2 separate regions of the Mus musculus genome follow, and region 2 is linked to region 1. Evidence: chromatin loops called from intact Hi-C (ENCODE). Cell type or tissue: heart. All regions are shown on one strand. Each heading gives the region's core, and the rest is flanking DNA. Links, peaks and the distances in the headings are about the cores only. Region 1 holds the start of Rnf10 (ring finger protein 10). Region 2 holds the start of Srsf9 (serine and arginine-rich splicing factor 9).

Region 1 (12,615 bases), core at 94-8,093:
GCCGACAGGAGACACATTAGTGGAACGCACCCCCAAACGCCTGTTTTTTTAAGGAGTCCTCCTGGTTTAGGATTTGGAAACCTGAAAGCCTTTCCTGTGTTCCCTGACTGAATCTAGAGTTTAGCAGGAATAAGCAGAATTCAGACAGAGGCCCTAATTATATTTCAGCGGCCATATTTCCATCCTGTTAGCTAGGACTAAAGACTACTATGGAAAAGACAACTGAATAGACCAGGCTGGCCCGGAACTCGCAGAAATCCACCCAAGTGCTGGAGTGTGCTCCCTCATGCCCTGCAACTTTTGTTTTCTGGTGCAGGAACTGGGTGAAATTGAGGCATGTTGTAAGTTAAAGATCAAAATTACATGATTTGAAAAAAAAATATATATATATGTATACACATATATGTGTATATATGTATATGTATATACACACATACATATATGTGTATATATGTATATGTATATACACACATACATATATGTGTATGTATGTATATGTGTGTGTATACATATGTGTGTGTATACATATATGTACACATACAAACATACATCTAAAGTAAAGTATATACACTTGTGTGTCTGTGGATGTATGTGAACGTGAGTGCAGCTGCCTGTGGAACCCAGAGATGTCAGATATCTTAAAACTGTAGTTTTAGGTGAATGAGCATAAGGATTTGGGTGCTGGTGACAAGCATTATAACTGATGAGTCAACCCCCCTGTGTGTGCCTCATGTGAATATATATATTTTTTAAAGCTGGAACTAGTTTACCTAGTCCAGAGTGTACTTGAACTCATAACATGCCTGGTTAAGTCAGACAGCACAAGCCTGAACTCCTCCCACATCGTTTTAGTGGCATCTGGAATGGTGTGCAGGTTCTAGTGCACACTTGAACAGTGCTGTGACACTAAACTCTACCCGAGTGCCTTTTAAATGTATTTAATTTTGGTTTGTTTGTTTTATGAGACAGGGTTTCTCTGTGTAGCCTTGGCTGTCCTGGAACTTGCTCTGTAGGCCAGGCTGACCTGGAACTCAGAAATCTGCCTGCCTCTGCCTCCCAACTGCTGGGATCAAAGGTGTGTGCCACCACCAACTGGTAGTATATTTAATTTTAAAATAAATAAATAATAATTAAATAAATTGTGTCTTTTTGATGTGTGTGTGTGCATGCACGCGTGTTCTCACACGTAGGCGTGCACATGCCAAGATCCATGTGTGGAGGTCAGGAGATGACTTTCAGGGGTCAGTTCTCCATGGCCCTGGGAATTGAACTCACATCCTCAGGCTTACAACTAAAGCACTGTGATCTACTGAGCCACCTTGCCAGCTCTTATCTTTTATGTTGAGATAGCATTTCACTAAGTTGGCAAGGCCTTGAACTCACTTTGTCACCTAGATACAGGCTTTGAACTTTTGATCTTCCTGGTAGGTGGGATTAAAGGCCTGTATCACTACACAGGGCCTTTAAAAATTTTTTTAAACTGAAGCCAGGCAGTGGTGGCGCATGCCTTTAATCCCAGCACTTGGGAGGCAGAGGTAGGCAGATTTCTGAGTTTGAGGCCAGCCTGTTCTATGGAGTGAGTTCCAGGACAGCTCGGGCTACACAGAAAAACCCTGTCTCAAAAAAACAAAACAAAAAAAATTGATTTTTTTTTATGGTCAAGATAACATATTACAGAACATCTTGTCCAAAGGCAAGTATAGAGATTGCTGAATTCTGCTTGAATGTTTCTGTTTTAAATCCCTTTTAAATGTATATTTTCTGTAAATATTTCACAAGGAGAAGATGCCAAGGATCCTAAGAAAGAAATTTTAAATGAAGAGTGTCTTCTCCATTCAGTATATCCTGACAGATGGACACCTCCTGCACTGGGATCCTCTGCCCCTCGCTTCCATTTTTATCAATGACAGAAGGAAGAAATTATTCATCCACACACTTAGCATTCTCGTGTCTTCATTCTGTGAAATAAAGTTTCACCACAGTATTTTAGAACTTGCTGTACTTCTGTTGTGTGTCAGAGTAGACCTTGGGATTTAGCTGTTCCTTCTGGACATCACACTACATTTTCCAACTGAAGCATGCTCTTCTCTCTCTCTCTCTCTCTCTCTCTCTCTCTCTCTCTCTCTCTCTCTCTCTCTGTGTGTGTGTGTGTGTGTGTGTGTGTCTTAGTCAGGGTTTTTATTCCTGCACAAACATCATGACCAAGAAAGCAAAGGGTTTATTCAGCTTACACTTCCACATAGATGTTCACCACCAAAAAGTCAGGACAGGAACTCACACAGGGCAGGAATCTGGAGGCAGGAGCTGATGCAGAGGCCATGGAGGGGTGCTGCTTACTGGCTTGCTCCCCATGACTTCCTCAGCCTGCTTTCTTGTAGAACCCAGGACCACCAGCCCAGAGATGGCCCCATCCACAATGGACCCTCCACTAATCTTGATCCCTAATTGAGAAATGCCTTACAGCTGGATCTCATGGAGGCATTTCCTCAAGGGAGGCTCCTTTCTCTGTGATAATTCCAGCTTGTGTCAAGTTGACACACAAAAAAGTGTGTGTGTGTGTGTGTGTGTGTGTGTGTGTGTGTGTAACTGTGAAGAATAACGAGTCCTAGACTTGATGGTGAAGCTCTGTAGCCCCAGCTACTTGAGCTGGGATGCTGAGGCGGGATAATTCCAAATTCTAGGTTAGCTCTGACACCACAGTGAGCCCCGTCTCAAAATAAAAAGTAGGAAACAGACTGAGGTATAATCTTTGCCTAGCATGTCCAAGCATGTCTAGATTCAATACCTACTATCCCTCGCCACATACAAACAAAAGCATAAAACCAAACAAGAACTACTAGAGATCATTATTTGGGAGGCCAAGGCAAGAATATTAAGAGTAGGAGGCCAGCCTTGGCTACATAGCGAGACTTTGTCTTAAAAACAAAACAAAAGAAGGGCAGTCTGCTTTGGTGGTGGTGCACACCTTCGATCCCAGCACTCAGAAGGCAGAGACAGGTGGCGTATGGCGCCAACCTGATCTACAGAGTGAGTTCCAGGACAGTCAGAGCTTCATAGCAGACACGCTGTCTCAGAAAAAAAAATACCAAAAGAACCAAACCAACAACAAATAAAATAAAAATCCAAAAAACAAAAAAACTTTCCCCCTGAAGTGCCCTCTACAACTTCCTTGTCCGTTTTGTTTTGTTTTGTTTTGTTTTGTTTTGTTTTGTTTTGTGTCTCTTCCAGGCAGGGGTTTCTCTGGGTATCCCTGGCTGTCGTGGAACCCAGGGTGGCTTCGAACTCAGAGATCCAGATCCACCTATCTCTGCCTCCTTAGTGCTGGGATTAAAGGCGTGCTCCCGCACAGCAGCCAGGGTGTTTACTTTTAGTTTAGTGTATGAGTGTTTGGCCTGCATGTATGCTAAATGATTCCATGCGTATCTGGTGCCCTCGGAGGCCAGAAGGGGGCGCCAGACACCTGAAACTGGAACTAGGAGTGGTTGTGAGCCACCCGAAGAGGATGCTGGTAACCAAATCCCGACAGCCAAAGGAACAAGCGCTCTTGACCACTGCGCTTCTCTCCAGCCTCGTTACAGGGGAATCTTTTTAAAGGATACTTGTAGGCCGCCGTGTGATAGCTCTGAGTGTTTCCTGCCAACCTGAAACAACCTGAATTTCATCCTGGTAGGAGAGAACTGACTTCCACAAGTTATCCTCTTACTGTACATGTGAACCATGGTATATACTCTTCCCATATGCGCGTGCGCGCGCGCGCACACGCACACGCGCACACACAAACACACGAGAGAGAGAGAGAGAGAGAGAGAGAGAGAGAGAGAGAGAGAGAGAGAGAGAGAGGAAACAAACAAAAAATAAATGCAACAATAAAAAAAGTTTTTACTGGTTATAGCGGTATACACCATTAATTACAGCATATTCAGGAGACACAAGCAGGTGGATCTTTGTAAGTCTGAGATTAGACTGGTTCTATAGAGAGTTCCAGGTCACCCAGGACTAAAAAGTGAGATCCTGTCAAAAACAAACAAAAACAAACTCCTTGGGGCCAGTGATGAAAGGAAAAGTATCACTCAGGACCCCCAAGACCAAGTTCTCAATTTTCAAAGGAGATTATTTCCTCCAGAGGGAGAGAGGGCAGGGATAAGGGACAAAGATAGGAAGGAGATAGAGGAAGAGGGAGAAGATGAAGGGAACAGGAAAGAGGGGGAGGGGCATTTGTCCCATAGGAAGAAGCCTTGCCTCTGGATAGAGAGGAGACAGACATGGCTCATAGGAAAATAGCAGATGCCTGGCAGTGATGGCACAGGCCTTAATCCCAGCACTTGGGAGGCAGAGGCAAGCAGATTTCTGAGTTTGAGGCCAGCCAGGTCTACAGAGTGAGTTCCAGGCCAGCCAGGGCTACACAAAGAAACCCTAGGTCGAAAACCCAAAAAAAAAAAAAAAAAAAAAAAAAGTAAAAATAAAAAAGAAAAAGAAAAGAAAAAGAAAATAGCAGTTTATAAAGGTAAAAGGGAAAACCCCATGTTAGGATGAGGCCTTTAACTTTAAGTGGGCGTGGGCATGTTAATTAGCTGAGCCAAAGGAGGCTTCTGATTTCTTCACTTCAATACTTTGATAGCTGGACCTTGGTAGTCAGCCTCAGGAGCAGGATGTGGCCAAATAAGGAAACAGACCTTGGGGGCTAGCTTTAGGAAGATAATTTCATGGTTTTTAGAAAGGCAGAAGGAATAGGGAGAGAAGGCAGGGCTTGCCAGAGCCATGCTCACCACACTCAGGCTAGCCAGAGTCCTTTCAGGTGAGATAGCTCAGCAATTAAGAACACTAGCTACTCTTCCAGAGGACCTGGGTTTGATTCCCAGAGCCTATATGGTGCTTTAATTCCAGTGCTGGGGTATACAATCCTCTCTTCTGGTATCTAGAGACACATGGCACAGACATACTAGCTGGTAAAACATGTGTAAACACAAAAATAAAATAACAACCAAAAAACTGAAAAATTATAGTTCCTTTTTAAAAATGGATTTATTTATTTTATATATGTGAGTACACTGTAGCTATCTTCAGACACACCAGAAGAGGGCAGTGGATCACCTTACAGATGGTTGTGAGCCACCATGTTTGTGATTTGGAATTGAGTTTAGGACCTCTGGAAAAGCATTCAGTGCTCTTAACCTCCGAGCCATCTCTCTAGCAAACCCCTCCCCCCCAAGTTATAGTTCTATGGATCTCCATGTCATTTTAAACTGATTCCTTCCATACTAAATAATATCTCATATACTATATGATAATAAGGAACCAAATAAGAGTCTGACTCCTGCTTTTTTCATTTTTCTTTCTTTCTTTTTTTCTTTTCTTTTCTTTCTTTTTTGCCCTGCCTCTGCCTCCCAAGTGCTGGGATTAAAGGTGTGCGCCACCACTGCCTGGCTTGGCCCGCACATTCTTGTTCCTTTCCCATTTATGATACTGAGGATCAAATCAGAACTTTGCCCATGCAAGGGCCCTGTGACTACACTACACTGTCTGCTTTTATTCTTTTTCTCTCTTATAAGGAACATGGTCTCACTATGTAGCACATGCTAGCCTTACACTCTGCACTTCCTGTCTCTGTTTATTTATTTATTTTTTTGAGACAAGGTTTTTCTGTGTAGCCCCAGCTGACCTGAAACTTGCTCTGTAGACCAGGCTGGCCTTGAACTCAGAGATCCACCTGCATCTGCCTCCTGAGTGCTGAGATTAAAGATGTGCACCACTGGCATCCGTCTTCTGTCTCTGCTTCTTGAGTATTAGTGATACAGGCATGAGCCACTCTAGTTCTCCTACATACACGATTGCTAAAATTCCACTCATCGGCTAGATGAGGTAGTAGCTTAGAGGTAGAAAACTAGATTGTGAGCATGGAGCTCTGGATTTGATCCCTAACAGCCCCCCCCCCCCAAATTCCATTCGTCCTGTGTGTGTCACATGACACAGCATTTCTAAGAAGTCCTCTTTTATCCCTCTCAAGCTGGGATGCTTTTCTATTGAAACGTGTTTGATTAGCATCTCCTTACTTAACTGTACTATGTTGTTTCTCTTTGTTGGTGTTTCGAATGTTGCTTCTTACCGATCTTTATATATGAATGTGGCATGCATACGTGTATGAAAAATCTTACACGTATGCACAGGTGTACATGGAGTTCTGAGGCTGCCATTGAGTGTTTTCCTCCAAGACTCTCCACATTCTTCACAGAATGGCTAGGTAGACTCACCATTTGAGCTAGTCTGGCTAGCCAGTTTGTTCTGGGAATTTCCAGATCTCTTGTCTCCGGTGCACCGGAATTGCAGGTGGGCCATCACACTCCACTTGGTTTTCTAAAAAATTTTGTGTATGGGTGTTTTGTCTATATGAGTATGTCTGTATACCACGTGTTTGCTTGGTATTGTAGGAGGCCAGACACCCACACATCTTTTTTTTAAAAAAAGAAAAAAATCCAAGCACTGGCGAGGAATATCTGTGAATTGGAAGCCAGACTGTTGCACACAAAGAGTTCAGGTCCCGTTAGGACTACAAAATGAAACATTGTCTCAAAAAGAAGGAACCCGCTAGGGAGGCGGGAAGGAAAAGAAACCTCGAACAGGGAAGAGAGAAAAAAAGCATTGGCAGGCACAAGCGGTCCCTCCCCTAGGACCCGGATGTAGGTAAAAGACTACACTTCCCAGAATGCACCACGCCCGCCTGGCAACTATATAAATAGTCCATCCGGGTTCTTGGAGATGCTGTTTGGCGACTCGTCGCCATTCCCGGAGCAGCTCGGCCTCGGCCCAGAGGCGAGTGTCGGTCGCTGTGTCGGAGACCCCGGTCCCCGGCACCGAGACAGCCAGCCCTCTCTCCTGCCCCGCGGCGGGAGAGCGTGTCCGGCCGGCCGGCGGGGCTCGCGACCCTCCCGCGCCTCCCTTTCCCCCGCAGCCTCTGCCCCGCCAGGCCCGGCCCGGACCTCCGAGCCCCGGCCTCCTCCTCCTCCTCCTCCTCGTCCTCGTCCTCCTCTTCGGTCACCGCCGCCTCTGGGCCCCACAACCCCACCTTGCCGCTTCTCCTTCCATTTTGAGAAGCTGAGGAAGGAAACAAGGAAAAATGTCGCCATGAAGGCCGAGAACCGCTGCCGCCGCCGACCCCCGCCGGCCCTGAACGCCATGAGCCTGGGTCCCCGCCGCGCCCGCTCCGCTCCGACCGCCGTCGCCGCCGAGGCCCCCTTTGATGCCGCAGAGCTCCCCCAGCGCCGCCGCCACCGCCTCCGACATGGACAAGAACAGCGGCTCCAACAGCTCCTCCGCCTCCTCGGGCAGCAGCAAAGGGCAACAGCCGCCCCGCTCCGCCTCGGCGGGGCCGGCCGGCGAGTCTAAACCCAAGAGTGGTAAGAGCCGGCGGGTCTGCCGGGTCACTTGGGGGAGGAGGGACAAACGACCCACCTTCCGCTTGCACTGACATCCAGTATTTACGGTTAAGCCGATCTGCGCTGCGTGGTTAATTTGGGCCCTTGCATTCATATTCAAAACAGCTGGCTGAAGTAGGCGCTATTCTTAGCCCCATTTTGCAGATGAGGGATCTGAGATTTTGGAAAGGGTTAAGGTCATCCAGGTGGCAAGCACCTCACAGAAGGCCTCAAGACCTGGCTTTGTGTGACTCACCGTCGGTCCAGGCTCTAAAACAATTGACTTTGTTTTCTCTTCTAGTGTCGGATTAGCTTTGGGTGGCATTCAAGTTTGAATAAGAGAGGGTGAGGCCCGAGGATTTTCAGACTTAAATCTGGCACCGGGTCTGCTCCTCTGTTTAAGAGGACTCATGTTGGGATGGCGTTGCTCGGCGTGATAGTAAAGCATGCAGACCCTGCATTCAGTTCATTTAGGTTCAGTCCTTGAGTTTGCTAATACACACTATTAAGTAAATGGGCTAAGCGCTTAGAGTACTTGACAACTTTTTGCCTAAATATTATGCCTGTTTGTGTGCGGTAGGTTATATGGGCTTGGCTTTCATGGTGTGTGTGTGTGTGTGTGTGTGTGTGTGTGTGAGAGAGAGAGTGATGTGTGTAGTCAGGCTTCTTAGTATTACTATAACATAATAATAATGATATTATTATAATAATATAATAATACTACTTACTGATTATGCACAAAGCACACGGGTAGGCTTTTAGGTGTGATAGCACTACTCTAATCGTTTAACCTGTCTAGCCAGGAGTTATTCCACCGCAGAGAATAAACTAGGCTGTGGATTAGGAGATGGCAGAATCCCGAGTCCAGCATTCTCCATCTTGTGTCAGAGCTGTGTACAAATCTCTTTTAAACTTTTACCATGTTGGCAGTATTTTTGAGATAGTAATTTTTTTTTCAATCAGTCTTTTGGTTTTTCGAGACAAGTTTCTCTTTGCATCCTTGCCTGTCCTGAAACTCACTCTATAGACCAGGCTGGCCTTGAACTCAGAGATCCACCTGCCTCTGCTTCTCAAGCACCTCCAAAATCTCAGACACAGCCAAGTTTCAGATTGTGGTTTAATTACAATGTTTCTCCTTCTCTTTCCTCCCTCCAAAGCTTCCTGTGTAACCTTCCGCTAATCTCCTTCATGTCCTTCTTTCACACATCTGTATGCATGTGCATATACATGTCAGCAAGCATGTGTATGAGTTCTATGCATATCCACCAGTGAACCTGAGCGTGGGGAGGAGCCTAGGAACCTGAACCCTACACAAAGAACTCCAGGAGACTTAGTAACACTGGGAGTGGGAGAGGGGGTCTCCTGGAAGAGCACACCCCGTAGTTTTCCAGTGCCAAACATCACTGGATGTATTTAGTGCAAAGATGTATGTGCAAGTAACTTTGTTTGGATTCCGCAGTGTGTTTTTGTGAGAGAGAGCATGTGTGACAGATGGGGAGCTTTGAGCTGACAGTCTAAGATTCAAAGAGCTGGACGGTATGGGTCAGTGGTAGAGACCTTGCCTAGAATATGCAAGGCCCTGGGTTTGATCCTTAGCATCCCCCCACCCCCCTCAAATTAAAGAGCAAAAAAAAAAAAAAAAAGCACTAAAATTATAAGGCTTACTGACTGAGAGTTTATCTGTAGGGTATGACAAACTCCATTACCAGGTCTACCTGAGGATGTGTAGAAGTTGCCTGTGTAACTTGGGTAGGGACCAGTTTTCGCTGTGATGTACCAGTGCTTTACTGTCTAAGCAGGTGTTAGTGTAACTCGCCTCTGAACCGTATAAACTGATTCTGGAGTTTTGCACATGTGTAGTTTTATTGTAAATCTTGGCTGTTGTTGGAGAGAGGTCTGAGGGTTTCTCAGAGTAATGGATGACTTCAGCCTTGCTTGTAGAGGTAATGCTAAGCTTTGGTTCTCCAAGAGTTCTCAACTTAAATTTTTTAGGGCCCTCCCTAAGTCAATAAAACATTCTTGCATGAGTCAGCTGCAATAAATGCTTTATTTATTGTTCAGTGAGCAGTAGGCCAAAGCTTGTGACATATCAGACAGCATAAGAGAGGGTAGTAGAGTTCAGTGAGGTAGGATGGCTTAGCAGTTAGAGTAGGTGTTCCACCTTTCCATGCCCTCTGAGAGGAAGGAAGAAAGACCTGACTTCACGCCCTTCCACCTGTACATCCTGCACCCACAGGATGGTGATACATTTAAAAGGTTAAGCAAGAGAACTGATGTGATGAAGGCTTTTTACCACATTCCTGACTGACCTTTTCTTTAATCTATTTTTCCCTACATGTGTTATTTTGGGTAGGTGGTCAGGCTTGGTGGCAGGCCCCTTGACCAGCTGGAACTATAGACAGGCAAGGCACCATCTTCGGGCCTGGCATTGATCCTCAGAAACACATCAGAACCCTAGTAAAACAATCACAGAACTATGAATGAAGCAGGGGCTAGAGAGTTAGCTCAGTGGGTACTTGTTGCTCCTACAGAAGGCTTGGGTTTAGTTCCCAGCTCCACAGTGCTGTGGAATTTGATACTGTCTTCTGCCTCCACAGTCATAAACATACATGTGTTGTGCAGCCAAACTTGCAAGCAAAGTACCATACACATAAAAAATAAAATAACCCGGGCGTGGTGGTCCACACTTTTAATCCCAGCACTTGGGAAGCCAGGCAGGCAGATCTTTTGAGTTTGAGGCCAGCCTGGTCTACAGAGCTAGGGTTACACAGAGAAACCTTGTCTAGAAAAACTAAGAAGAGTGAAAAGAAAGAAACTAAATGAAGGCTCCGAGTGTGTGGGGACAGCCTGTAATCCCAGCACTCACTGGCCGAAGCAGAGGATCAAGAGTTTGATGCTACCCTGGGCTACTGAGCAAGTTCCAGGGCTTCCTGGTCACATAGTAAGACTCTGTTGCCAACAACATGAGAAAGCATTGCCATTGAGAGGTCTGCTAGAGAAGGAGATGTGACTAAGATGTGCACGGAGCAGTGGGTAGTGTCAGGACTGTTTCAGAGTCCTGACTCGGAAGAATGGGATTGTGGAATGAAGATACCATTTCACTTTCTTTTGCCAACACAAAGAAAAACACACAAAATGTGTTTGGTTTCTGGAGACAGTTTCATGTCTCAGGAACCAGACCCCATTCTGCCTTGAGGTTCCTGAGGGGCCTGTGTTGGAGCTGTAGGTGTGTGTCACCACCATGGCTTAGCCTCTCCCTCCCTCGGCATCTGTAAGCTGTGGAAGTTTGTAAGTGGTCCTTTGCTTTCTAACTACATAAATATATCTGATATGTTTGTTTTCTGTGGCTAGCTTATGCTTGCTCTTCACTGGTATGCTGTCATAGGTAAATCTGACTACCAGGAGTTTCTTGATCTTTTAGTCTACAGCCTTGGCTAATTGCCTTGAATACTTAACAAAACATCCCGTTTCTGGCTATATTTCTACAGCTTTCTTCCAGCAGGGCTAAGACTGTTAGAAGAGTTTACCAAGAGACTGTCCCAACAATACAGCCCAGAGGAGAGAAGAAATTTAGGGACCAGGGGATGCCATAGAGAAAGAACAGAGAAAGTAAATATTTATAGACAAGACAGGTCAGGGATTTGTAGGCCAGCTGTAGTCCCTGTCCAGGAACCCTGCTCTTGTTCCTCCTCCCGAGGCGGAGGTTAAGGGAAGGTCGGGTATTATGAAGCAGTTATTTTGAGGTTGGCAGTGTGAACCACTGTGCTGACTTTGTTCCTGTCACCTGGGATCAGAAGCTGGGTTACTGGGTAATCAGACTTAAATGTTGCTGTCCCCTCACAGCTAGGGTTAAAGGTTGTGCTGGACACCCAGTGTCCTGTGAGTGCTGGCACCTGAATTCCTGTACAGTCACAGATGATTGTGTGGACCCAGTGAGGGTCCTCTGGAAAAGGAAAGTCAGGGATTCTTAACTCCTGAGCTAGCTCTAGCTCTAGCTCTATTATCTATTTATTTTTGACACTGGGTTCTGAGCCTGGTGTAAGTTAGGCAGGGACTTGGTCACTGAGTTGTGTCTCCAGCCTCTTTTAAAAATTATCATTTGAGGGCTGGTGAGATGGCTCAGTGGGTAAGAGCACCCGACTGTTCTTCCGAAGGTCCAGAGTTCAAATCCCAGCAACCACATGGTGGCTCACAGCCATCTGTAACAAGATCTGACTCCCTCTTCTGGAGTGTCTGAAGACAACTACAGTGTACTTACATATAATAAATAAATAAATAAATCTTTAAAAAAAAAAAAAAAAAATTATCATTTGAGCATTAGCTGGGATTGGCTTAAACTGAGTTTGTAGCCAAGCAGGCAGGCCTTGGGCTTGTGACCTCATGGCAATGGCCTCCTGAGTGACTGAGATCCCAGGCCCGTGCTACTAGGCCCAGCTTGCTTGACCTCCCTCTCCCACCTCTCTTTTTCCTTAATTTCTTAGACTTAGCCTTGCTGCATAGTTTAAGCTGGCCTTGAACTTGCTACTTAGTCCAGGCTGGGCTTGAGTTCTCATCTGTATTCTCCTGTCCTCAACCTCCCGAGAACTGCAGCACCGGGCAGCATTCATAATCTTAAAGCCCTGGAAGTGACCCTGATGCACAGCTGGAACTGGGAACTGCCAGTCTGAGGTTTAAGAGTGGGCCAGAAACAACATAACAAAAATGAAAACAAAGAAATGGAGAAGACAAATAAAATCATAAAATAAAATTCTTCTAGAAACTTATTTTCCAAAATCTGATGTGGGTCCTCTTGTTCCTTCTGAGAGAGGAGGGCCGTTTCTCCCTGGTTATTCACTAGTGTGTCCTGGCAAGTTGTCTAGAAAACATTTCAAAAATAGCACTGTGAATTTTATCTTTGGGTCCCAGGCAGGACAGTAGGATCAGTCCTCAGCTGCGTGTTGGCTGGGTTTGGAGATAAGAGCCGGTTGGTTTCTCACTTGAGATGTCTCCCTTCAGACTTTGTGGTATTTGGAAGACCAAGAGAGAAGGGAGTTGATTTTTTTTTTTTTTTTTTTTTTTGCCTGAAATCATAAATCCTTATGTGGTCAATTGTTGTAATCTGATTTAGAAATACTCAGTTCACTGTCCATTACAGCGGGTCTTAGGAAACCATTTCCCAGAGAGTGTGGTAATAAAAATGAAGAAACCAGCAGTTGCCCTGAGTGCT
Region 2 (12,615 bases), core at 1,847-9,846, 52 kb before region 1:
CAGAGTCTGCCTTTGGTGCTGATTTTTTACAATCGCCACCATTACTCTGGCAGAGTGATGAAGTTTCTGTTCCTTACAAACTTCCATGACAACTCAAATGATGGTTCTCTTTGGTCAGTACCTATCAGATGAAACCTACATACTCAATCAAAGACAACTGCACGCCAATTACTAAACATTTAAAATATATTTCTGAACAAAACGGGCCCCTCGGGCCCCATCTCCGAGCAGAGCAGCCCATGAAGATGCAGCACTGATTTCCGTCCCATAGTCAGGGTGAAAAATGTACAGCTTGTTCCTGAACCACAGACACACCTTCTCTCTGCAGCCTAACAGGTCACTGCTAGTATGGTGGCTCTAGCCGAAATTATGTAGTTCCTTAAAATAAAAAAAATAAAATAAAATAAAAATAAAAGGAAAGAAAAGAAAAAAAATGTCCTAAGACTCTAATCAATCTGGAATGTAGACTCTGAGCACAAAGTAGCCCAGCTCATCTAAAAAACTGAAGAGACCCTTCCTTCCCACCCCCTCAGTAGGGCCTGAAAGGAGAGAAGTAGTGTGGCGAGCCCCGGCTTTGGTATGGCGAGTCGCGGCCCCTGGACCCAGACCGCGACCGTGAGTAGCCATAGCTGGTGCTTCTCTCAGGATACACTCGGATGTAGGAAGTCTCACCCTGAAATCCAAACAAACAGAAGGGAAGAGTGAAGACCCAGAGGCACGAGCAAAGCCCAGCCCTGGCACTCACTGTGTGCCTGGCATTGTCACCTCCCTCAACGTTCACTGTCACACGGAGGTGGGTACCCGTCCTCTCCGTTTCAAACGGAGGCTATAAGCAGAGCAACCCCCGTAGCTCTGTTCACTCTAGACAGGCTTTAAGGTAGAGTGACATCATCAAATGAAAAAAGTACGACCCGCTATTATTGCTGGTCAATTAGACTTAATGGAAGGCAGGAACCCACCTCGTGAGAGCGGAATTTGGTGTCATCCAGTTTACGCAGAGCATATTCCATGTCCTCTTTTCTCAAATATTCAACCATCCCCATTCCGTCCTTCTGTACGTCTGCATAACAGACATCCCCAGCTTCTCGCATGTGATCTTTCAGGTCCTGCCAGCTGCCTGATGGAGGAAGTCCTAGGCAGAGAATGGAAGAGAAGACCACAACCTCAGCCGTGCTAAATGCCCTATGAGAGCTGGCTATGCCTACGGTGGTCTACGCTCTGTGGTCACTTAATTCTTAAGGGTTCCCAAGTCACAAAGCATATGGGGCAGAGAACCAGAGAAATATACTGAAGTATATATGGTAAGCCACTGTGAGAAGCTGGTCTAAGTTAACTGTCCAGAGACCAAAAAAGCTCCCAACTAAGCAAACAAATCCGCCTATCACAGGCTTTCAACCTCTGAGAATTTACCACTCTGTGCTTCACAATCAATGTGACACTCCCCAAACCTAGTTCCAGGTTTTATCCATTAGGAAACTTATTAGTACCAAGTATTTCTTGCTGAACTTATTTTTCCCAAGACATGAGAGTTTTGAAAAAAGCCAAGTGCAGCCAAGGGAACAGCACAAGAGTCCGTGTTTTGTTTGTTTCTTTACAGCATGACTGGCTGACAGAGCACAGAATACCTCCTTAAGAGAACAACACTCCTCACTACAGTGGGGAAGGGGACACTCAGACGCTAAAGCTAGTTGGGAGTCATACGACCCTACCTGGTGTCATGAAAGGGAAATGTGCTCCTGCTCTCAAAGGCTGTGTTTGCTGCGCACAGCTCGGGACTGCAGCCATTTCCTAATAGTTTTCTAAGCAGGAGTTCAGAGCAGCATGGAGAGAAAAAAAGATAATGTATGACATCTTGAAGGAGGGAGTGGAGTCCTAGGGTTAAAAACTACAGAGGAACACAGGGAGACAGATTCCATCACTCGTACACATGACTATGATTGTGGGACTGTCACACTCTAGAAGGGCCCCTCAACTGCCCTGTGACGTGCAGAGGGCCCTGCCCGGGGTCTTGGCACTGCACTGATATTTTAAAGACACAGCTGAGCTGAGCACTTGGCACGTCATCTGGTGACACCAGTTATAAATAAAAGCTCTATGCCTTCCAATGCCATGCCCACGATTGTACATTGCGTGCAGCTGGCTCCTGTGATGTCTAGGAAGGAACATTCCCAGAGGAAAGAACTCTGGAGCAAGTGCTCTCCCACCATCTTGGCCTCTCACCAGTAAGAAAGCACTCTAAGAAACGTGTTTCTCAGACCATGGTGGCACACGCCTTTAATCACAGCGCTCAGGAGGCAGAGGCAGGGGGATCTCTGTGAGTTCGAGGACAGCCTGGTCTACAGAGTGAGTTCTAAGACTACACAGAGACTGGTTCAGAACAAAAAGAGCAGTAGGTTTCCGTCCCACATAGGCTGCATTACTTGCACGGTTTCATCCGTACAATGTCTGCCTCCCTGACTAACCAGGGCAGAGCTTTCCGCTGCCCGGGTGCACTGGCTCCTGAGAAGCCAGCATGTCCCACGTCCTCAACACTAAGCCACACACTTCCTTGAAGGCTAGACTCTCGTTCAGCAAAGTGGTGAGAACATACCTGAAACAAGAACTCGGAAATCTGACCGTCTTGTAGGAGGCCCGTTCCTTGCACCACGGGGCCACCCACCCCGACCTCCGTAAGTCCTGGGGAACTCCACACGGAGTCGACACTGGCCATAATCGTAACCGTTTCTTCCATAGATCGCATCCTCAGCATCTCTGCAAGGCAAAGACTGAGATCAGTGCTACCCCACAGCCTGGGTGACTTCTCCATGGAGGGCGAGAGTCACTGAGCAGGGAGGGAAGTCAGCCAGAGGGAACAGGGAGATGGACACCAGACACAAGCTTGCCACACTTGCGCTCAGGTGGAGGGCCGTTCACATTACTCAAAGTTTGACAGCTGGGACAGCAAGATGGCTCAGCCAGGGCATGCACACACTCTGAAGTGCAAAATATGTTAAGAAACTGAAAGTGCAAAATATACCCAGAAACTGAAAAATACACACAAACCAACCAAAACCAACTTGACAATTAATGGAGGGGTTTGAATATGAGCTCAAGATGTGACATGTATGCATGAAGGCAGCACAACAAACTCATTATTCTGAACGCACAGCTACAGTTGTCAAGCACATGGTTCTCCAGGGATGAGAAATGCAGATAAACAGAGTACTTAGACGGTGCTGACTCAGGGACTGGAGACGGCTCCACCGCTAAGAGAGCTCACTGTTCTTCCGTGGGACAGGGCTTCGGTCCTCAGCACCCACACAGAAGCTCGTAACAGTCTGCAACTCCAGTTCAAGGGGATCCTGTGTTTCTTTTGTCCTATGACCCCCACTATGTATCTGACATACTGGGTGCATATACACACACAAATCAGTTTTGGGGGGGAGGCTGATCCGTAGGATTAAAATAATTGTTGACAGATAACTCATTTTGTCAATAAACCAAATTTATCAAAACATGGCAAGCATATTCTCTAAAGCAGAGGTTCTCAACCTGTCGCCACCCCTCTGGCAAACCTTTATGTCTCAAAATATCTATATGGCTATCCATAGCAGTAGCAAAATTAGCTATGAAGTAGCAAGGGAAATAATTCTATGATTGGAGGTCACTACAACATGGAGAACTAACTGTATTACAGAAAGGTTGAGAACGCCCACTGACAGCTTGGAAACATCCTACAATAGGCCTTGTAATAGTCTTCCACAAGACAGAGCTCACGGAGCAGGAGACACATTAAAAGTGTTTCAAAAACCAGGCACCCGGGAGGCTGAGGCAGGGAGTTCTGAGACCACCGTGGTGGACAAAGAAAGACTGCCTCAAAAAGTCACTGCAAAATTAAATTAAAGACAAATGAGAGGAGGGCCCATCAGCATCCACAGGACAGTTCCCAACCATCAGTAACTCCAGTCCCAGGGGAGCCAACCACCTCTTCTGACTTCCTTGGGCAACAGGCATGCACATGGAGCAAATATAGCCAGGTAACACACACACATAAGTCATCTTAATAAATAATACATAAATTAAAAAAAAGAAAAAAAAAGATAAGAGGTCTAGGTTCTGTGACTCACGTCTTTAACACCAGCTACAGGAGCCAGAGGCAAGCGGATCTCTGTGAGTTCAAGTTCAGGCCAGTCAGAGCTATAGTATAAGACCCTGTCTAAAACACACACACACACACACAAAAGGCATCAAGGAACACGACCATGGCACCTTGATTGCTGGAGTGAATTACAATGGACTGGAAGGGTCAGGCGTATTAGGGATTAAAAGCAGAATTTGTAGGTAAAGGATCTAAGTTACCTCTTGAAGCTTTTATAACTCTAATTGAGAAATTATAGTTAATTTATAACTGCCTATCCAACAGTTATCAAATCTTAAGTGCTTTCTTTGAAACTTCCCAAATAGAGCAGAATATAGGTCTTTTGTCACACCACACAGTAGTTACGGGGTGCAAATCCTACCTAGATCCTCTCCAAACACCTACCAATTGTTATCCCTTTACTAACCTCTTGCATTAAACAATCCGCATTTTGTGTGAAATACGGTCAGCATCCTCTGCTTCATGGGCTATTGAAAAACGCTAACTACACGAGGCGTGGCACTTGACACAGAACTTGACTATTAAAGACACAATGGCACTGTTCATTAGGGCCATAATTTTTCTCACGTTCATTTGTATTTAAAAAAAAAAAAAAAAGCTTCAGTCTATTTTTTGAGGCAAACTGCAAGACACTTAGGGGATAAGCTGGGTTAGTCTTCAACCATCGAAGTCCGGAGTACTTCTACTGTGAATCCGTAATCTCCAACCCAGGCCGGCGAGACACCGGGTCGGCAGGCAGAGATGAAGCTCTCCTCCCAACGAGGCTGAGAAGACAGGGAACAGGTCCTTACTGACCCTCCCAAGGGGACGACCGCCAACGGCGCAGAGATCTCTAAACTAAAGCATACTTTCCGGCCTCTTCCTGACCCAGGGCTCACGACATTTGCACACACACACAAAAAAAATAAAAATAATAATTAAAAAAAAAATCAAAGATCCTTCGGCGCGGGTTTTGGGGGAGCCTAGCTTTTCCACATCCCTGCTACAATTAACTTCTGGCTTCTGGCGGGGAATTAACTTCCCTCATTAGAGGGGAATGAAATCAGAGATGCTAACCCCCCACCCGTCTCTCTCTCCCGCTGTTTAATCTGATCCCCCTTTACTAGAACTAGGCTCGGTGGGGCGCCCAAGTGAGGGCTGGCTCCAGACACCCCGCTTTTCAGCCGCCCAAGGCAACCTGTGGTCCCCGCCAACGCCGTCTGTTCCCCGGTAACGGCGAGGGCCACCCCCACCCACAGACCCGAACCCGGACTCGGGAGGAGGGGGCGGGATGGGCGACTGTCGCCTTCGGCCGAGTCCTCTGCAGGGTCGGTTCGGGGGACCCGAGCCCCGCGCTTCCCTCATTTCGGGGTGCTTCCCGTTAGGGTGCTTTTCCCAAACTCGAGGGCTGGGCAGAGCGCGCTGGTTTTTACCCTCCTCGGGGGCAAGTCGGGCGGGCTGGAGCCTTCCGATTGAAGGAAGTGACACCAGGCAAAGCCGCCTCCAGCCGGGGGTGGGGGGGGGGCGCCGCGAGGGGTCAGCACGGCGGGGAGGGGGAGGGGAAGGCGCTGGGGGAGGGGAGGGGAGGCCGGGCCCGGCGGAGATGGGGCGAGCCGCCGGCGGAATCCTCACCGCGGGTCCTCGAAGCGCACGAAGGCGAAGGGCACGAGGCCGTGCCGGTTCTTGAGCTCGATCTCGCGGATGCGGCCGTACTTGTAGAACAAGTCCTCGAGGTCCTTCTCGCGCACGTCGGACGGAAGGTTGCCCACGTAGATGCGCCCGTCGCCCTCGCCGCCGCGCTCGTCCGCCCAGCCCGACGACATCCGCACCGGCCGACGCCGCGGGCCCGCCGCAGCCCACGTCCCGTCGCAGCCGCCTCCGCCGCCGACGCCGCCTCCTCAGCCCGGGGCCCCCCGCCGCAGCCTCCCCCGCGGGCTCCCGAGGCGCTCAGCCGCACTGCATTGTGGGAACGCGGCGCGGAAGCCGTGAGGAAGCGGGGGCGGGAGGGGGCGGCGGTCGGAGGATTTTTAAAGCGATCTTAAAGGGGTAGCCGCCGCCGCGAGGTGCGCTTGCGCAGAGGGCGGGGTCTCTCCCTAGAGATGCGAGCGGAAGGTTCCCGGAGGTGGGACCCGAGCGCCTCCTAAGCTGGTAGGTCACTAAGCTTGGGGCTGTCCTTCTGAGGAGAAGGACGCGGACCCCACAGAAGCCCTCAGACTGCCCAGCGCTGGGCTATCCTGGCCCTCGGTCTCAGGTCTGTAGTCGTCCCTTAGACCCGAGGTGTAAGCCTGAGATGGTCGCCAAAGCTTGGTTGTCCGAGTTTCTGGAGAATGGAGAGTGGATGCGCAAACCTTTCGTTCCAACACTCCGAACCCGGACAGAGGCAGGAGCAACTATCTCCATGAGTTCAAGGCCAGCCTGGTTTACATAGAGAAATAAAAGGTATAGTGGAGAAGAAGGTTTATTGTAGGTATGTGGGAGAGCATACTATACTCAGAGGGAGGCCATCTAGGAGAGTCCAGAAGGGGACGAGACCAGGCAGAACTGGGCCCTGTGAGGAGAGGCGGGAAGGAGAGGGGAAACAGATCCTGCAGTCAGAAGGTCAAAAGGTGTAAAAAGAGGAAGGTAGTCAAGATGTCTGGATTATATAGGGAAGAGCCTCTAGGGGAAGGGCAGCCTAGCCCCTGGCCTGGAGGGCGGGGTATGTCAGCCAAACCCTGTAACAGATAAGGACTGGAGGATGCCAGAAGCTGGAGACCAGGTCTGCTTTGGTATCTTATATAGGCACCTCAGCGGATCATCCCGGGTTTGAAACTTCACAGCTACCCTGTCTCCAAGAAAGAGAGAGAAAAGAGAATCTGTGGAGGATACGCATGTATTATTTCATATCACCACAAGCATCACTGTAGAGTTTGCCTATTTGTGCATTCTAAACTATAGAACAACCTCACCAAACAAAACAGTGAGTGGGAATGCATGCCAGTAAATCTCACTCTCCTGAGGCTAAGGTGAGAGACTTTAAAATTCTAGGCTAGCCTTGACAACAACTTACTGAGATCCTACCCTGAAAAACTATTCAAACCTAGATGCCTGGAGGGATATAAGGCAAAGATAGCAAGATGATAGAGAGCTGTAACCCTAGGCAGCTCGGTTGTTGTTTCATTTGTTCTCTGTAAGATTTTTGGATCCCAGCCTAAGGCTACACCATAAAACAATATGTCCAGGGGCTGGAGAGATGGTGCCAGTGATTAAGAGCCTTGACTGCTCTTCCAAAGGACCTGAGTTCAATACCCAGTACCTACATGGCAGCTCACAGCTGTCTGTAACTCCAGTTCCAGGAGATTGCCACCCTCACACAGACAGACATACAGGCAAAAACACCAATGAACATACAATAAATCTTTAGAAACAAAAAACCCAAAAGCCTCAAATTACATATCTTTATGTTTATCCTTGTATTCTGTGTAGTTAGAGAAAAAAAAAAAGGCAGGTGGATCTCTGTGAATTTAAGGCCAGCCAAGTGTGCAGAGCTAATCCCAAGACAGCCAAGGAGGCACAGAGAAAAACTGTCTTAAAAAAAAAAAAGCAGGGGGGTGGGGTGGTGTATAGGGGACTTTTGGGATAGCATTTGAAATATAAATGAAGAAAATATACAAGAAAAAAAAAAAAAGCCAGGCGGTGGTGGTGCACACCTTTAATCCCAGCACTCGGGAGGCAGAGGCAGGCAGATTTCTGAGTTCGAGGCCAGCCTGGTCTACAGAGTGAGTTCCAGGACAGCCAGGGCTACACAGAGAAACCCTGTCTGGAAAAAACAAAACAAAACAAAGATACATATAACTAGGTATTGCTTATTACCCAAAAGCATAGAAACTTTTCAAAGGATGTGGGTGGAGAAGGTCACCTTCAGCAATACATGGAGTTTGAGGGCAACCCAGCCTACATCAGAAAAGCAAAACAAAACAAAAACCTAACTAAATGCTAAGATGTCAGCGTAAAAGTAAAATCTTCCGTCTGTGGAGCTACCTCCTTGCGTTCACCTCTCCTATATTTTTGCCTCTCCTATATTTGGGTAAGACATCTGCTGATGGCAACAATCCTCTATTTTTGTACTTTTCTGTGTTTACCAAATTGTAATTAGCCTGTACTCGGTTTTATAAGTAGAATAAAGTGCAATAAATGGCCTCTCAGATATGACTGCGTCTTGCGTCTGGGATATGCAACGCTTCTGACTGCTCTTACCAGGCCCCAAAGGCAAACTGGGAAGACCCCTGGCCAGATGGAATCTCGAATCTAAGTGTATGTTTTTAAAGCTCTCCCCAGAGGGCATGGTGACACACACCCTTAATTTCTGTACTTGGGAAGCAGAGGCAGGATGCTCTACATAGTGAGTTCAAGGCCAGCTGAGGCTATATAGTGAGTGAGATACTGTCTCAAAAAAAAAAAAAAAAGGCATTAAAAAATCTAAATTTGGGCTGGCAAGATGGCTCAGTGGTTAAGAGCGCCGACTGCTCTTCTGAAGGTCCTGAGTTCAAATCCCAGCAACCACATGGTGGCTCACAACCATCCGTAATGAAATCTGATGCCCTCTTCTGGAGTGTCTGAGGACAGCTACAGTGTACTTACATATAATAAATAAATAAATCTTTAAAAACAAAACATTGTTTAAAAAAAATCTAAATTTTTCAGAGTATACTTAGATGTATTAATGTTTCTCAATTATCATTTCCATGTAGTATTGCAAAGATTTCTGGTTTTGCTATTGGAGAAAACTTGGTAGTATCCTAGAGAGAGAGAGAGAGGAGTCAGCTGATAGGAAGGACTCCAGATGGAAAAACTTAGGATTGGCTAAATTGTTAGGAGACAGTTAGGACCCGGTGTGGAACTTAAAGGTGGAGGATTTTGTTCCTGTAAAGCCAGATCCTGACTTTTTGTAGATTCCAACACAAATCAGACCAAAACCTGGCTTCCTGTTCACACTCTGCTAAGGCACAGATTGTAGACAGGGAAACATCTATTGATCTCATTAGTCACCATCTTTGGATTTAAATTAGGCCGTGTTTTCTGACCAGGCAGTTGCTCTGAAGCAGTCAGGTAAAGTAGTTTAGTGAAGGGTAAGACCCTTGAGACCACCTTGGGGTGCTGCCTCCCATGTTTAAGAACCCCTGAGGGGAGGCTCCGGAGAGTTGGCTTAAGTGGTAAAATGCTTGCCATGCAAGCATAAAACCCAGGCTCAGCTTCTAGAGCCTTAAGTGAAGAGCTACAGTGAAAGCGACAGAGGGGGTAGGGGGGTAGGGGTGGAGAGGCGAGACAGGTGGGCCAAGGGCTCCCAGCAGCCAGTCATACATGTACACACACGCATGTGCACATGCATAGAAACATGTACACACATGCACAGTACACAGGCATAAGCTTTTTAAAAAAAATAGATCTTAGGCTACCAAGATGGCTCGGGGTGGAGTCGCTTGCTGCCAGCTCCAACAACTTGAATTTATTCCCCCGGACCCACATGGTGAAAGGAAAGAACCAGGCCCCACCAGTTTCTGGCCTGACCTACCCTGGATGTTGGGGTAATCTACCCCCCTACATACACACACATTTAATCACATGACTATGTAGGTCTGCCCCGGTGTTTTCAGTTGTTAATTGCTATGCAGGCAGAGCCATGTGCCGGCAGGATATTTGGTATTATCATTTCTCTGACCCATCACCTGCTTTCTATAAGTAAATGCTTGTCCTTCCTCACCTGTTCAGAGGACAATCCCCTGCAAATAATCATGTTAAAAAAGCAAGCAGCCATGGCGGTAAAGGTTGAGTAACCCGCTATGCCAAAGGGCAACACAGAGAGAAGCACCAGGTGATGTCCTGTTGCCGGTCGGTTCAGACTGGGTGAATAAGGATGAATAAATATGGCTTTTTGTAGAATAAGGAGCTGTTGGCTGAGGCTGGGGCAGGAGGACCATGAAGACCAGGAGGAGAGAAGCTGGTGGGAAGGATGTAGGACACTGAGAACCACGTGGAGAGACTCAGGGACAGAGAAGTCGTGTTCCGTTATCTGGGGAACCTGAGAAACTGCCCCAGCAAACAGGCCAACAGCTCCAAACTATATAGATGTCTCTGTGTCTTTATTATTAAACCTCAAGTGGGACCCTAAAAGCTCCGTGTCTTAGTCAGGGTTTCTATTCCTGCACAAACATCATGACCAAGAAGCAAGTTGGGGAGGAAAGGGTTTATTCAGCTTACACTTCCATACTGCTGTTGATCACCAAGGAAGTCAGGACTGGAACTCAAGCAGGTAAGGAAGCAGGAGCTGATGCAGAGTCATGGAGGGATGCTCTTTACTGGCTTGCCTCACCTGGCTTGCTCAGCCTGCTTTCTTAGTGAACCAAGACTACCAGCCCAGAGATGGTCCCACCCACAAGGGGCCTTTCCCCCTTGATTTTCTCCTTTTTTTTTTTAACTTTTTTTAAAATTTTTTTTTTAAGATTGATTTACTTATTATATGTAAGTACACTGTATCCATCTTCAGACACTCCAGAAGAGGGAGTCAGATCTCGTTACGGATGGTTGTGAGCCACCATGTGGTTGCTGGGATTTGAACTCCGGACCTTCGGAAGAGCAGTCGGGTGCTCTTACCCACTGAGCCAATTCACCAGCCCGATTTTCCCCTTAATTGAGAAAATGCCTTACAGTTGGATCTCATGGAGGCATTTCCTCAACTGAAGCTCCTTTCTCTGTGATAACTCCAGCTGTGTCAAGTTAACACAAAACTAGCCAGTACAATTGACCCCTTGTCAACTTGACACACAAAAACATCACTAGTAAGCCTCAACCCTTACAATCTTATTCATCCCCAAGATCTAAATAACTTTAAAAGTCCCACAGTCTTTACATATTCTTAAAATTTCAATCTCTTTAAAATATCCATCTCTTTTAAAATTCAAAGTCTTTTTACAATTAAAAGTCTCAACTGTGGGCTCCACTAAAACAGTTTCTTCCTTCAAGAGGGAAAATATCAGGGCACAGTCACAATCAAAAGCAAAAGTCAATCTCCAACTGTCCAATGTCTGGGATCCAACTCACGATCTTCTGGGCTCCTCCAAGGGCTTGGGTCACTTCTCCAGCCAGGCCCTTTGTAGCACACGCGTCATCCTCTAGGATCCAGATACCTGTACTCCACTGCTCCTGCTGCTCTTGGTGGTCATCTCATGGTACTGGCACCTCCAAAACGCTGCATGACCCCTTCAGTCCTGGGCCTTCAATTGCAACTGAGGCTGCACCTTCACCAATGGCCTTCCATGGCCTCTCACAGTGCCGAGCCTCAGCTGCTTTGCGTGACCCCTTCATGCCTTCAAAACCAGTACCACCTGGGTGACCCTTACATATTACCAAGTCCCGCTGCAGCAGGAGTACAACCTTGGCCATCTCTGGAACACAGCCTCTTTGTGCTTTCAGAAAACACTTCCCAGAAGATGTCACCTCAATGATGCTGGTCTCTTCTTAATCACCGCTAATTTCTTAGCTCCAGCTAACCAGCATCAATAGTCCCAGTAATGCAAAGTTTTTGCTTTGGTAGTTCTGGTATCTTGTTAATCACAGCTGATTCTTCAGTCCCAGCTAACCAGAACTACAGAATCTTCACAATCAAAACAGCAATGGCCCTGAAAAGAATATTTAATTTTCCCTCTGAAATTTCACAAACCAGACCTCCATCTTCTGCAATGTTCTCAACATTATCTTCCAAGCTCCTATACAACATCTGACAGAGCTCTTAACAACGGATGGATCTTCAAGCCCAAAGTTCCAAAGTCCTTCCACAGTCCTCCCCAAAACATAGTCAGGTTGTCACAGGAATACCCCACTCCTGGTACCAATTTGTCTTAGTCAGGGTTTCTATTCCTGCACAAACATCGACCAAGAAGCAAGTTGGGGAGGAAAGGGTTTATTCGGCTTACACTTCCATACTGCTGTTTATCACCAAGGAAGTCAGGACTGGAACTCAAGCAGGTAAGGAAGCAGGAGCTGATGCAGAGTCATGGAGGGATGCTCTTTACTGGCTTGCCTCACCTGGCTTGCTCAGCCTGCTTTCTTAGTGAACCAAGACTACCAGCCCAGAGATGGTCCCACCCACAAGGGGCCTTTCCCCCTTGATTTTCCCCTTAATTGAGAAAATGCCTTACAGTTGGATCTCATGGAGGCATTTCCTCAACTGAAGCTCCTTTCTCTGTGATAACTCCAGCTGTGTCAAGTTGACACAAAACTAGCCAGTACACCCCCCAATCCATATGCATCATGACAAGCACACATCACACATACACACACTAAAAAAAATAAATAAATAAAAGGGTAGTTTGATAAATACTCATTGCAATATTATAATTGTCATGGTTATAATTGTCATGGTTTGAACATGCTTGGCCCAGAGTGTGGTACTATTTGGAGGTGTGGCCTTGTTGGAGTGGGCGTGTCCTTGTTGGAGTAGGTGTGTCTCTATGGGAGTGGGC

The links. Hi-C counts contacts between places; a loop is a spot of excess contacts. Peaks named below come from ENCODE experiments on the same cell type or tissue, not always from the same donor. Only the 100,000 strongest peaks of a DNase experiment are listed, where the experiment ranks them.
Region 2: a loop joins it to region 1, with 3 times the contacts of the local background. A loop is called at or near these places in 7 of 42 quality-filtered maps.

What each region holds. Positions count from the first base shown.
Region 1 is chr5:115,267,033-115,279,647 of GRCm38, reverse strand. Rnf10 (ring finger protein 10) reads left to right here and starts at 6,753. Exons shown (of 17, transcript NM_016698.2): 1 at 6,753-7,391. The coding sequence starts at 7,235. In heart, for the core only: CTCF peaks have their summits at 3,438 (motif pointing right) and 5,077 (motif pointing right); DNase peaks (open chromatin) are centred at 6,717 and 7,287; H3K4me3 peaks cover 2,159 bases; H3K27ac peaks cover 2,022 bases.
Region 2 is chr5:115,320,634-115,333,248 of GRCm38, reverse strand. It overlaps Srsf9 (serine and arginine-rich splicing factor 9), which reads right to left and starts at 6,072. Exons shown (of 4, transcript NM_025573.3): 1 at 5,750-6,072; 2 at 2,591-2,751; 3 at 960-1,132; 4 at 169-673. The coding sequence starts at 5,940. The coding sequence ends at 530. It overlaps Gatc (glutamyl-tRNA(Gln) amidotransferase, subunit C), which reads left to right. Exons shown (of 3, transcript NM_029645.3): 3 at 1-7. In heart, for the core only: no CTCF peak of the experiment used is centred there; DNase peaks (open chromatin) are centred at 2,078, 5,558 and 6,148; H3K4me3 peaks cover 3,543 bases; H3K27ac peaks cover 2,504 bases.